Regions from separate parts of the Homo sapiens genome. Here region 2 is linked to region 1. A link is a loop called in an ENCODE intact Hi-C map of the cell type or tissue named here. Cell type or tissue: heart right ventricle. All regions are shown on one strand. Each heading gives the region's core, and the rest is flanking DNA. Links, peaks and the distances in the headings are about the cores only.

Evidence for each region. A loop is a pair of places that touch in the nucleus more often than their neighbours do. Peaks named below come from ENCODE experiments on the same cell type or tissue, not always from the same donor. Only the 100,000 strongest peaks of a DNase experiment are listed, where the experiment ranks them.
Region 2: it touches region 1 in a loop (2.7-fold over the local background); 7 of 110 quality-filtered maps call a loop at or near these places.

The regions. Positions count from the first base shown.
Region 1 is chr18:45,982,895-45,988,277 of GRCh38, forward strand. It overlaps PSTPIP2 (proline-serine-threonine phosphatase interacting protein 2), which reads right to left. Exons shown (of 15, transcript NM_024430.4): 15 at 642-2,556. Among named protein-coding and RNA genes, the nearest start is that of EPG5, 18 kb to the left of the region's middle. In heart right ventricle, for the core only: no CTCF peak of the experiment used is centred there; no DNase peak of the experiment used is centred there.
Region 2 is chr18:46,034,416-46,039,798 of GRCh38, forward strand. All of the region lies in intron 2 of PSTPIP2 (proline-serine-threonine phosphatase interacting protein 2), which reads right to left. Among named protein-coding and RNA genes, the nearest start is that of PSTPIP2, 35 kb to the right of the region's middle. In heart right ventricle, for the core only: no CTCF peak of the experiment used is centred there; a DNase peak (open chromatin) is centred at 3,288.

The DNA of each region.
Region 1 (5,383 bases), core at 207-5,206:
TTCTTCCTTTCCCTATCTGGCTTCCCCACTTCCATACTGGCACTTTCTGGAAAAAGTACTTGTACACAAATCCTTATCTCGGGGTCTGCTTCTGATGGAACCCAAATTAATATACCAACAGTCTGTAGAATAGCTCACATTTACTAAATTTAACACATGTACTCGTTTGGCTTCACTCACTTTGCACTCCTTATTTCTCTTTCAAGTGGTTGTTTCTCTAGCTATGTTTTCTTATGGGCCACTAATTCTTTCATAGTCTCTACTATGTGCCAGGTGCTGGAGATACAGCAGGAAAAAGAATAGACAATGGCCCTGCTACCATTGGGGTTCCAGTCTAAAAAGGAAGACAGGCTTTGAACAATTAATTTCAAGGGTGAATCATATCATAACAAGGAAAATGGAGGGGGAGGAGAGATACAGTAGTTGGATCCAACCTAGTCTGAAGGCAGAGATGGTGTCTCGCAGAGGAAGTAACACTGCAATTGACCTCTGAAGGATTAGTACAAAGTAGTTCGGCACCATCTCCATTTGGCTTCCCTGACCAGCGGTTTGTCTTTTTGAAGCCTAACAATCACAAATGTGGCAAGGGATCAAATAAAGCTTGGAAGAGCGATATGGTCAACACAAAAATACGAAACAAATCCCAAATTACCAAGAACCTTTATTTAACCTACCAAACTAAAAGAGCAATAAAATAAAAATATTTTCCATCCACAAAACGGTTTTACATCAACTACACTGACCAATACAGAGAAAAGGGAAATCCCTGAGGAACTGCCAACAATAAATAATATACTTAAAATAGAATGTTCTGAGTGTAAAGGAACATTTCCTGAGCCCGTTCAGTTTGGGGAAATTTGGCCCTTTGCAAAATTCAGTTTCTCAAAAGGATATCCAACTGATGCAAGTTTCCTGTCATGACAAGAAGCTGTCATGTTCAGTAGCACCTTACACGAAAGGTGGGGAAATAGGCCGGGCGCAGTGGCTCACGCCTGTAATCCCAGCACTTTGGGAGGCCGAGGCAGGTGGATCACCTGAGGTCAGGAGTTTGAGACCAGCCTGACCAACATGGTAAAACCCTGTCTTTACTAAAAATACAAAAAATTAGCCAGGTGTGGTGGTGGGTGCCTGTAATCCCAGCTACTCAGGAGGCTGAGGCAGGAGAATCACTTGAACCCGGGAGGCAGAGGTTGCAGTGAGCTGAGATCATGCCGCTGCACTTCAGCCTGGGGGACAGAGAGAGACTCTGTCTCAAAAAAAAGAAAAAAAGATGAGGAAATAATCAATCTTCTTCTGATCAATTTGTCCATAGTTCTGGAAAAGCTACTGCACAGAGCAGGAGAGGAAACTATTTGCTCTCTGTAATACTGAAAAACTGAGAGTGCTATTTTAACTTGTCAATAACTAAAAGGTACCATTTTCTCATAGTGCACAGGTGTTGTACAAAAAGTACATGACCTCCCTGCTGTTTGTGAGTGAAAAAGGAAAACCCAAATATTTGTGAAAGTGTAAGACGGATGCATTTAAAATTCTGGGGTCTAGCAAGGGAAAGATTCTCTGTGAAGACCCAAAATTGAGGACTGGTTTTATAACTCTAAAATTATCTTGAGGAATGGAATCAAAATATGGTATTTCATTGATTCTAAGATGTATTTTTTTCATACTTTAGCATCTTAAATTCAGATGGGCTTGGCCATCAATAGTCTGTCCCAAGTTTATTGGCAACTCCTCGACCCCACCTTCTTAGTGCAACATAAAATAATGGCATGTTTTACAATCAGTGGCTCCTTAAATTAGATTAAACATCATGCTCTGTAGTTCAGCATACACAGGGATCCACATAAAAATAAATCTGACATTTAAACCCTGGTGATTCTCCCAACTGAAAAAGTGCTGGCAAAAATATTTGGCATCTTAAATTTCAGCATGAGCATCACAACTTCAGGAAGGGTTAGAAGAATAGTGATGTGGGTTGGGCTCAGGCTCTAGTTCTGGTTCTGTCCCTCATCAGCTAGGAAAACTGTAAGGAAATTAATTTCACACTTGTAGGCTTTATTTCCTCATCTGTAAAATGAGAAAGTATGATCAGGCGGCTTCTAAGTCTTCCAGCCAAAAAGGAAGGTAATTTTAAATCTTGCACCACTGAGGCTGTGTGTCGCCGTGGAAACTCCACAGCCAGGCTGCCCAAAGCCAAAGGAGCCACTACTGCAGTTGGTGGCTCAGAATCCTCTGCTGCCACCTCTGCTCCTCAAGTGGATGCTCCAAATCCAGAAGTGGATTTCATGCTTCCCATGTTGAAAACCTAATTCATTCATAACCTGAGTAACTGGGAAAGAATAATTCTTCAGAATGGGGCAATTTGTAAACTTCAAAAAACTGCAGAACTCTACTTGCTTATGTTGTCCTAAATGTCTACCATAAATTTTAAATCTCTAAAAAATTATAGCAAGGGTTCACTTCAAAGTCTTCATTGCTGACATAACGTGGCTATAGGTCCTGCTGCTCTGGGTGCCCTTTCCATATCACAGAAGCACTAGCCGGAAAAAGCTCTGGTTTCTGAAAGAAAATAACAAAGAAATTTCCTCTGAATGAAAGGTGCTTGTCAATACTCTCTCCTACCTTGAGAGTATATTCAACAAGAATAAGGGTGCAGGCCAAGGAAAACAAATGGTGAGGAATGGGTATTCCAAGCAATGAGAAATGGAATGTGACGATAACAGCATTGCTTTATGGTAAATAATACATACATTTACATTTTTATACATATTTCAAATTTGAAATTTTTAATCTATCTTTACCTAAACATGTTAGAATTAACAACAGGAATAGCAGCTAAAATCAACAACTACAAAACAAATCACAAATTCCTAACTCTTCTTGTTTAAATTTTTTTTTTTTTTGAGACAGAGTCTTGCTGTGTTACCCAGGCTGGAGTGCAGTGGCGCAATCTCAGCTCACTGCAACCCCCGCCTCCCAAGTTCAAGTGATTCTCCTGCCTCAGCCTCCCAAGTAGCTGGGATTACAGGCACCCGCCACTGTGCCTGGCTAGTTTTTGTATTTTTAGTAGAGATAGGGTTTCACCATGTTGGCCAGGCTGGTCTCAAACTCCTGACCTCAGGTGATCCGCCCGCCTTGGCCTCCCAAAGTGCTAGAATTACAGGCATGAGCCACCGTACCGGGACCCTGTTTAAATTTATTTTCCAAAAGTTCATTCAAACTATTTTAATTGTTGTGATAAGTTGCTTAGTAAGTTATTCACTAAATTAGACTTCCTTCTTTAAAATTTTCTGAAATTCAGTATATGTTGTATACTGAATATGAATGTGTTGTATACTCCCTTTAGTAAAATTTTCTGAAATTGATGTATATGTTGAACCCCAACTCATTGAACTGGCACAGATTCCAGTGAACTCCAGTGAAATGATATAACTCAAGTACATGTGTTGGCACTAGCATCTTGCATTCAAACATCACACTCTTAGACTCTGAGGAACTACAGTTGTTGGGTCAAGTGGTACTATTAAGCTACTAGAATATATTCTTTACCCAAACAAGTAAGAACAGAAAAGAAAAAGGTAAAAAATAAAAAGAAACACTTAGGACTGCCAGTGACCTGCCCATCATCTACACAGTGCTCCAGAGAGCAGGTGCCACATCTGAATTCCAAGTCATTGATTTACCAGGTTTCCACTCTGCCTCTAACTAGGGCCTTGCCCCTTTCCATGAGAAAGAGGGAGGCTTATGAAATGAAGAAGAAATGATGACTGATTGTAAAGACTAGCATCTATTTGTAGATTTGTAGGTCCTAAGTTATATATAGTTAAAGAACAGGGTACTTTATGTCTTCAAGTTCCATATATTTTATAGCAAAGTTGCTTAAATATTAAATATATTAAGCAATTATATTAAGCAATTTAAGGACTTATGTTTAAATATAATAGAAACCAGCTGATTCTTTCCTTTGACTGAGTCTTGCTCTGTCGCCCAGGCTGGAGTGCAGTGGCGCAATCTCAGCTCACTACAACCTCCACCTCCTGGGTTCGAGTGATTCTCCTGCCTCAGGGTCCTAAGTAGCTGGGGCTACAGGTGCCTGCCACCATGGCTGGCTACTTTTTTGTATTTTTTGTTTGTTTGTTTTAGTAGAGATGGGGTTTCACCATGTTGATTAGGCTGGTCTCAAGTGATCCACCTGCCTCAGCCTCCCAAAGTGCTGGGATTACAGGCGTGAGCCACTGTGCCCAGTCATTAGCTGATTATTTTTATGTAATTAGGACAAGTTGGCATCTGTCCTAGATAGCCAGTTGGCTATAAGTCACAAAGTAGGTGTTTTTAGAGGACTGGAGACAAACAATGTTTGATGTGCTCACTTTGGTGGTATAGAACGCTATAGAAAATCACCCTGGAGCACTGTTAAAATCTGTTTAGGTTGATAAATGACAGTATATGTAACCAACACCAAACCAGGAAGGGTGAGAGAGAGGCTGTTGCCTTTCTCTGTTGACTTCTGGCATCCCACCCACCCACTGCCTGCCACTTGGTCTTCTGATACTGTTATCCAGGGCATACAACTAACAAGAAATGCGAAGACGTGTAGTTCAGAAGTGTAGCTCAGTCCACACTGAGATCAGGAATATGTAAGTGGATCAACCCTTTAAAACAGTTTTTAGTCAAAGCAGTAACACATTTTCATTGCAGACAAATTCAAAAACAGGAAGGAAAAATATTACCTATTTAGGAATATATCTCTTCAGACCTTTTCTTAGCTCGTGTGTACCTATATAATTCTTTTACCCCAAGATAAGCCCACTGGGGTAAAAGAATGATACTTTATGAAGAGTTTTTTTTAGTATCGCTACTTTGGCTTCTGAGGCATTTCTTCACATCTGTGAAGAATGATTTTGACTTGGAGAATGTTCCAAGCACCTGAGTGCCTAAGAAAAAGTCACCATGCAGTATATCTTTGCAGCTACAGTTGGCTTAGCAGTGTTCAGTCCTCGTCTAAGAATCCTCATGGTTTGCTTATTCAGAGCAATAATAATCTGCAGGATGACCTCCATGATGACCTTGTGTGTATAATGAGTGTGATATCATTTGCACTTCTTTTTATTTGACTTTTCCTCTTTTAGATGGTGGGAGAGTAAGCTAAAATCTAAATTACTTTAACAGTGAGGATGATGTGTGTTTTGTTGATGAGCACTGCCTTAAATCCAGGTGTGTAATAACTATAAAAGAGCTTAATAAGAGCAGATAAAGAGGGCTGGGCATGGTGGCTCATGCCTGTAATCCCAGCACTTTGGGAGGCTGAGGTGGGCAGATCACTTCAGGTCAGGAGTTCAACATCAGCCTGGCCAACATGGTGAAGCCCTGTTTCTACTGAAAATAC
Region 2 (5,383 bases), core at 206-5,205, 52 kb after region 1:
ATCAGACAGGAAGTCAGCAGGAATCCCAGCTTTACTACTTACTCATATTGTAATCTTGGGCAAGTCATTTAAAGCCCACTAAACTTCAGTGTTCTTATCTGTAAAAGGAAGCCAATGATATATTCCTTACTTGCCTTCTACACTTAATATAACAATATTAGTAATGGTTGTGGAACTTGCCTAAGATCAGTGGGTACCATTTACCCACTATATATTGTGTACCAGCTACTGTACTGGGCACAGTGTACTGGTTAATAGCAGATTCCAGGGCCCAAATTTTCTAGGTTTGAAACCGTATCTACCGCTTATTAGCTGTCTGAACTTAGGCAAGTTCCATAGCCTCTCTGAACCTCAATTTCTTCAATTATAACATAAGGATGAGAAAACTTACCATACAGAGTTTTTATGAGAATTAAATAATATATACAAAACACACTGTAGCTTGCATAGAGTAAGCCTTCAATAAACAGCAGCTATTAATATAATCTCATTTAATCATCTCTAGCTACCCTCTAAGGTATGATTAACCCTATTTTTATAGTTCTCATTTTCTGCTCATATCAGGAGCTCATTATATAATATTTCGCCACATCTGGGGATCTGAGGGTGGGAGAGTCCATGGGCTTGGGCTACCAGTGACAAGATGGCTTCATTTCAATTGTTAACCAGCTGAAAGACTTCAGACTAAAGTCCTATGTAGAATGTTTCCTTTAAAGAGAAATAAGGTCGGGCATGGTGGCTCACACCTGTAATCCCAGCACCTTGGGAGGCTGAGGTGGGCTGGATCACTTGAGACCAAGAGTTCAAGACCAGCCTGTGGCCAGGAAAAACCCCATCTTTACTAAAATTACAAAAATTAGCTGGGGTGGTGGTACATGCCTGTAATCCCAGCTACTCGGGAGGCTTAGGTGTGAGAATTGTCTGAACCCGGGAGACGGAGGTTGAAGTGAGCTGAGATCGCACCACTGTACTCTAGCCTGGATGACAGAGTGAGACTCTGTCTTAAAAAAAAAAAAAGAAAAGAGAGAGAGAGAGAAATAAAAGAAGAGGAAAATTTGACCTGGACTTGGAAGGATGGGGAGAATTTACTTAGGCATCAGGGAAAAAGGAGGACTTTCTAGGTGGGGAAATACTGAAGTAAAGACGTACAGGCAGAGACATCCAAAGCGTGCTCACCAATAAACCCATCTGGCTGAAATAGAGAGAATGGGTATAATGAGTGAGATTGTATAAACAGACAGTAAAGAAAGGGAGAGTGTGTCTGTGCTGGGAAGTAGCCCATCTCCCTAGATAGCCACCAGCCTTTTTGCCAGTGTTGATGAGTCATAAACACAGGGGTTGTATGAGACCCCCATCCTCACCAGCCCCTGGAGCCATTCTGGGTTCTGTCACTTTCTAGATTCCCCTGGTAAATTACTTAAACCTCATCTACAAAGCTACACTTCTGTGCCAAGAAACCTCATGCAGCCAACATAAGTGCCAAAGGGATGTGTAAGCCTCAATGTTGTTGTTATATTATGTAGCTATTCAGATGTTGGCTGTGGTTGCCAGCATCACCTCTATTATTGTTGTGCTTTTCCAGCTGACAGAAGGGTAAACTAGATAAATTTACAATTTACTGATGGAGTGTTTGTTACTGTGTTTTGTTACTTACAGTATTATTTAATTATTATATATTATCTGTATTAATTAATTTAATTAATATCATTTTATTTAATTAATATTAATTAATATTATAATATTAATTGTTAATGTGTTATAATATTGATTGTAACAATTAATTGTAGTAGTTATGAACAATTATTGTAACAATGTAGTAGTTATAAACAATTATTGTAACAATTAATTGTTAACAATTATTAATTATTATTGTAACAATTAGTTGTTACAATAACTGTTCTCATCCTTATGTTACAATTGAAGAAACTGAGGTTCAGAGAGATTATGGCATTTGCCTAAGGTCAGACAGCTAATAAGGAGTAATATGGTTTGAAACCTAGGAAAGCTGGGCCTTGGAATCTGCCCTATGTATCTAGCAAGCCTTCAATAAACATCAGCTATTATATAATCTCATTTAACCACCTCTAGCTACCCTCTGAGCTAACCTTATTTTTATATGTCTACCCTGGATGCAAGAATCTGCCCTGTGGGTGGCAAGAAAGGCAGCCTCCCTGCCCTTCCAGAGCAGCACACGGAGCGGCTCCTTGCACTGGGGTGATTGTTCTGTCCAACCCCACATGAGGGCAGATGAATTTACTGCAATCTGCCTGGGTACGACCAAGGAAAAGGATATTTCCTAGTTTCGGTAATGGAGGTAAAATGTGGCATGGAGGGGTGCAGTGCTGGGTTCCATCCAGGGAAGAGCAGGGCTGGGGAGCTCACCAGGAAGTATAGCATCTCCCTCTTCCCCTTGCCACTTTCTGGGCAGGTTAAACTGACAGAAATTCAAGAGGCCCATGGTAGGACTCTGACACTTCTGGAAAGTCTTAAAAGCACCCCATTAGATATAGGGCATGTTTAGCATGTACCATGTAAAAGTGGTATAAATGTATGTGTATTAAACTTGATGAACTCAAAATAATAAATAAGGTATAACATTGGACAAGAGGTGGTTGTTCAAAAATAATTATTACATACAATAGTCTGTTATCTTTGCCCCTGTATTTGTGTGTGTTTGCCTCTTGTCTCTAAGAACCACAAATATCCCAGAGTTGTACATGTAATTTTTGTTTGTTTGTTTTTTGTTTTTGTTTTGAGACGGAGTTTCACTCTTGTTGCCCAGGCTGGAGTGCAATGGCGAGATCTCAGCTCACTGCAACATCCGCCTCCCGGGTTCAAGTAATTCTCCTGCCTCAGCCTCCCGAGTAGCTGGGATTACAGCTACACCATGCCCAGCTAATTTTGCATTTTTAGTAGAGATGGGGTTTCTCCATGTTGGTCAGGCTGGTCTCAAACTCTCGACCTCAGGTGATCTGCCTGCCTCGGCCTCCCAAAGTTCTGGGATTACAGGTGTGAGCCACCACGCCCTGCCTCTACATGTAATTTATGACAGCTCGGTCAAATAATGTTTAAGACTCAAGGAGGATGTTTCAGTCATATTAGATGATGGCACAAATGCAGCCAACTTAGTCCCAGTTCCCACAAGCATCCTGCACCCACCCGAACAAGAGGAAAGCTGGATCCCCAAGCCTGGACTGTCCTTCTGCACATGAATTACCCTTGAACAAGACACATTGGAGGAACAAACACACAGGCTCAATGACAGCAGCTTCCTTCCTGCAAGCGTGCCACCAGGAACAGAGGCCCAAAGCCAAGCAGGCCACACGCTCAGGGGCTGCATCTCCACGCCCAGGGCATGCCCATCTGACACTCTGATCTAATGCCTGCAGATTCTTCCCCAGAATTGGAAAACACAAGACTGACTTCTTTTTGCTATAAAACCCATGGGAGAAAAGAGAACATATACTAGAAATACAATATAAATAATCAACAATTTTTATTCTCCATTTATTTCCTACTCTTATGTATTTTTGTGAATCGTTTTTAAAAGCGAGATCTTAGCTTTGGGATCCTATTTGGACTAGCGTTTTTCAACTGTGGGTCACGACCCATTTGTGAGCCATAAATCAATTCAGTGGATTATGACCAGCAATTTTTTTTTGAAAGACAGGATCTCACTCTGTCACCCAGGCTAGAGGGCAGTGGTGCAATCAGAGCTCACTGCAACCTTGAACTCCTGGGCTAAGTGATCCCCCGACCTCAGCCTCCTGAATAGCTGGAAGACTAGCATTTTTAAATTAAATACTATTGGATAAATTAACAGGGTAGTCCTGTTTCATTGTTTTATTTATGCATGTGTGTACTGGGTGGCTGTGTAAAATACATTTTTTTTGAGGGTCACATTCAAAAAAGTATGGAAGCCACTGATTTAGACAAACCCCACTGTATCAGGGGACCCTTGGATGGCCCCCCAGGCAGTCAGTGCCTGGGGTCCTGAGCCGACAGACACTTCCTTCCTCTGCAGATGTATTCCAAGGCCATTTCATTCCCAGGAGGAAATTTATAGAAGCCATAACTGGGGGAGGAACAGAAAAAAGCAGTCTTCTGCAATCTCTAGATCCTTCATGCTCATGAAACTCTTTGTCCTAGCACTGTTGAAGGAAGGAGGAAGCCCACTGCCAGTGTTTGTAAAAAGAAAGGCACACTTTTTAACTGGGTGTCAACACTGTCAACCATCTTGGGTAGAAAAGAAGGGAACTGCTCCCTTAAAGGAGGAGGAGCAGCAGCCAGCTCCACAGCGCTGACAGTAGCCGAGCCTCTCTTGGTTCACCCGTCCTCAGGCCTCCAGGTCCTCCAGACCTTTGGAATGGCTCAAGGAGACAGGCCTCACCACCCAAGGGCTGGGCAACCCTTGGTTGCTGTCATAATTTACATGTAGAGGCAGGGCGTGGTGGCTCACACCTGTAATCCCAGAACTTTGGGAGGCCGAGGCAGGCAGATCACCTGAGGTCGAGAGTTTGAGACCAGCCTGACCAACATGGAGAAACCCCATCTCTACTAAAAATGCAAAGTGTGAGTAAGTTTGATCGTTACCTAATTTTCTCTTGAGTAGAAAGTGAGAGAGTTGACCGAAAATGCTTTGATGTCTGTATCTCTGGGTTCTGAGCCTTTCACTTACTGCCTTACAAATAGAACCTGTTCATTAATTTGAATCTTGGCAAGGATCCTGATCTTTGGCCCCAAATCCTCTTAACATATTCTTTCATCCAGAACCTCTGTAAAATGGAATATTCTAGATCAATAAGTTTCCACAAAACTAAGTTTTGTTTTTTTAAAAATCTTATCCATTTTTAAACAGAAGAAAAGAAAATCCTCTAAACCATGCCAGTTCCCCATGGACTACCATGCCCTGCCACCCCCAGGAGCATCATGATCGGCTTCACAGCTTTCCCACAGCTCCTCATCCTCCTGGTCTCTGAGCTGCACTCTGCCTCCCTCTAACCACGTGGGCCATCTGATTCCCACCTCAAGCTTGCTGTTCTCCCAGATATCCAGGTACTTCTTCACCTGTCAAATCCACCTCACCCTCTGAGGGCCACCACAAGGACCTACTCCTCCATGAAGCCACCCCGTCCTCTATTTTATTTCCTTCTTTCTTTCCCTCCCTCCCTCTCTCCTTCCTTTTTCCTTCCCTCTCCTTTCCTTCTTTGCCAATCCTCAGCAGTCTCTTCCTCAGCAGTCTAAAAGCTACATCATGGGGTCTTTCAATGTTATTTGTACCACAGTACTAAGTGTATTTCTTTTCTTACTATAATTCGTTCGCAGTTTCATCATAAATCTTATGTGTCAAACTTGTTTCTAAGAACTTTAGGACAGAAGTATC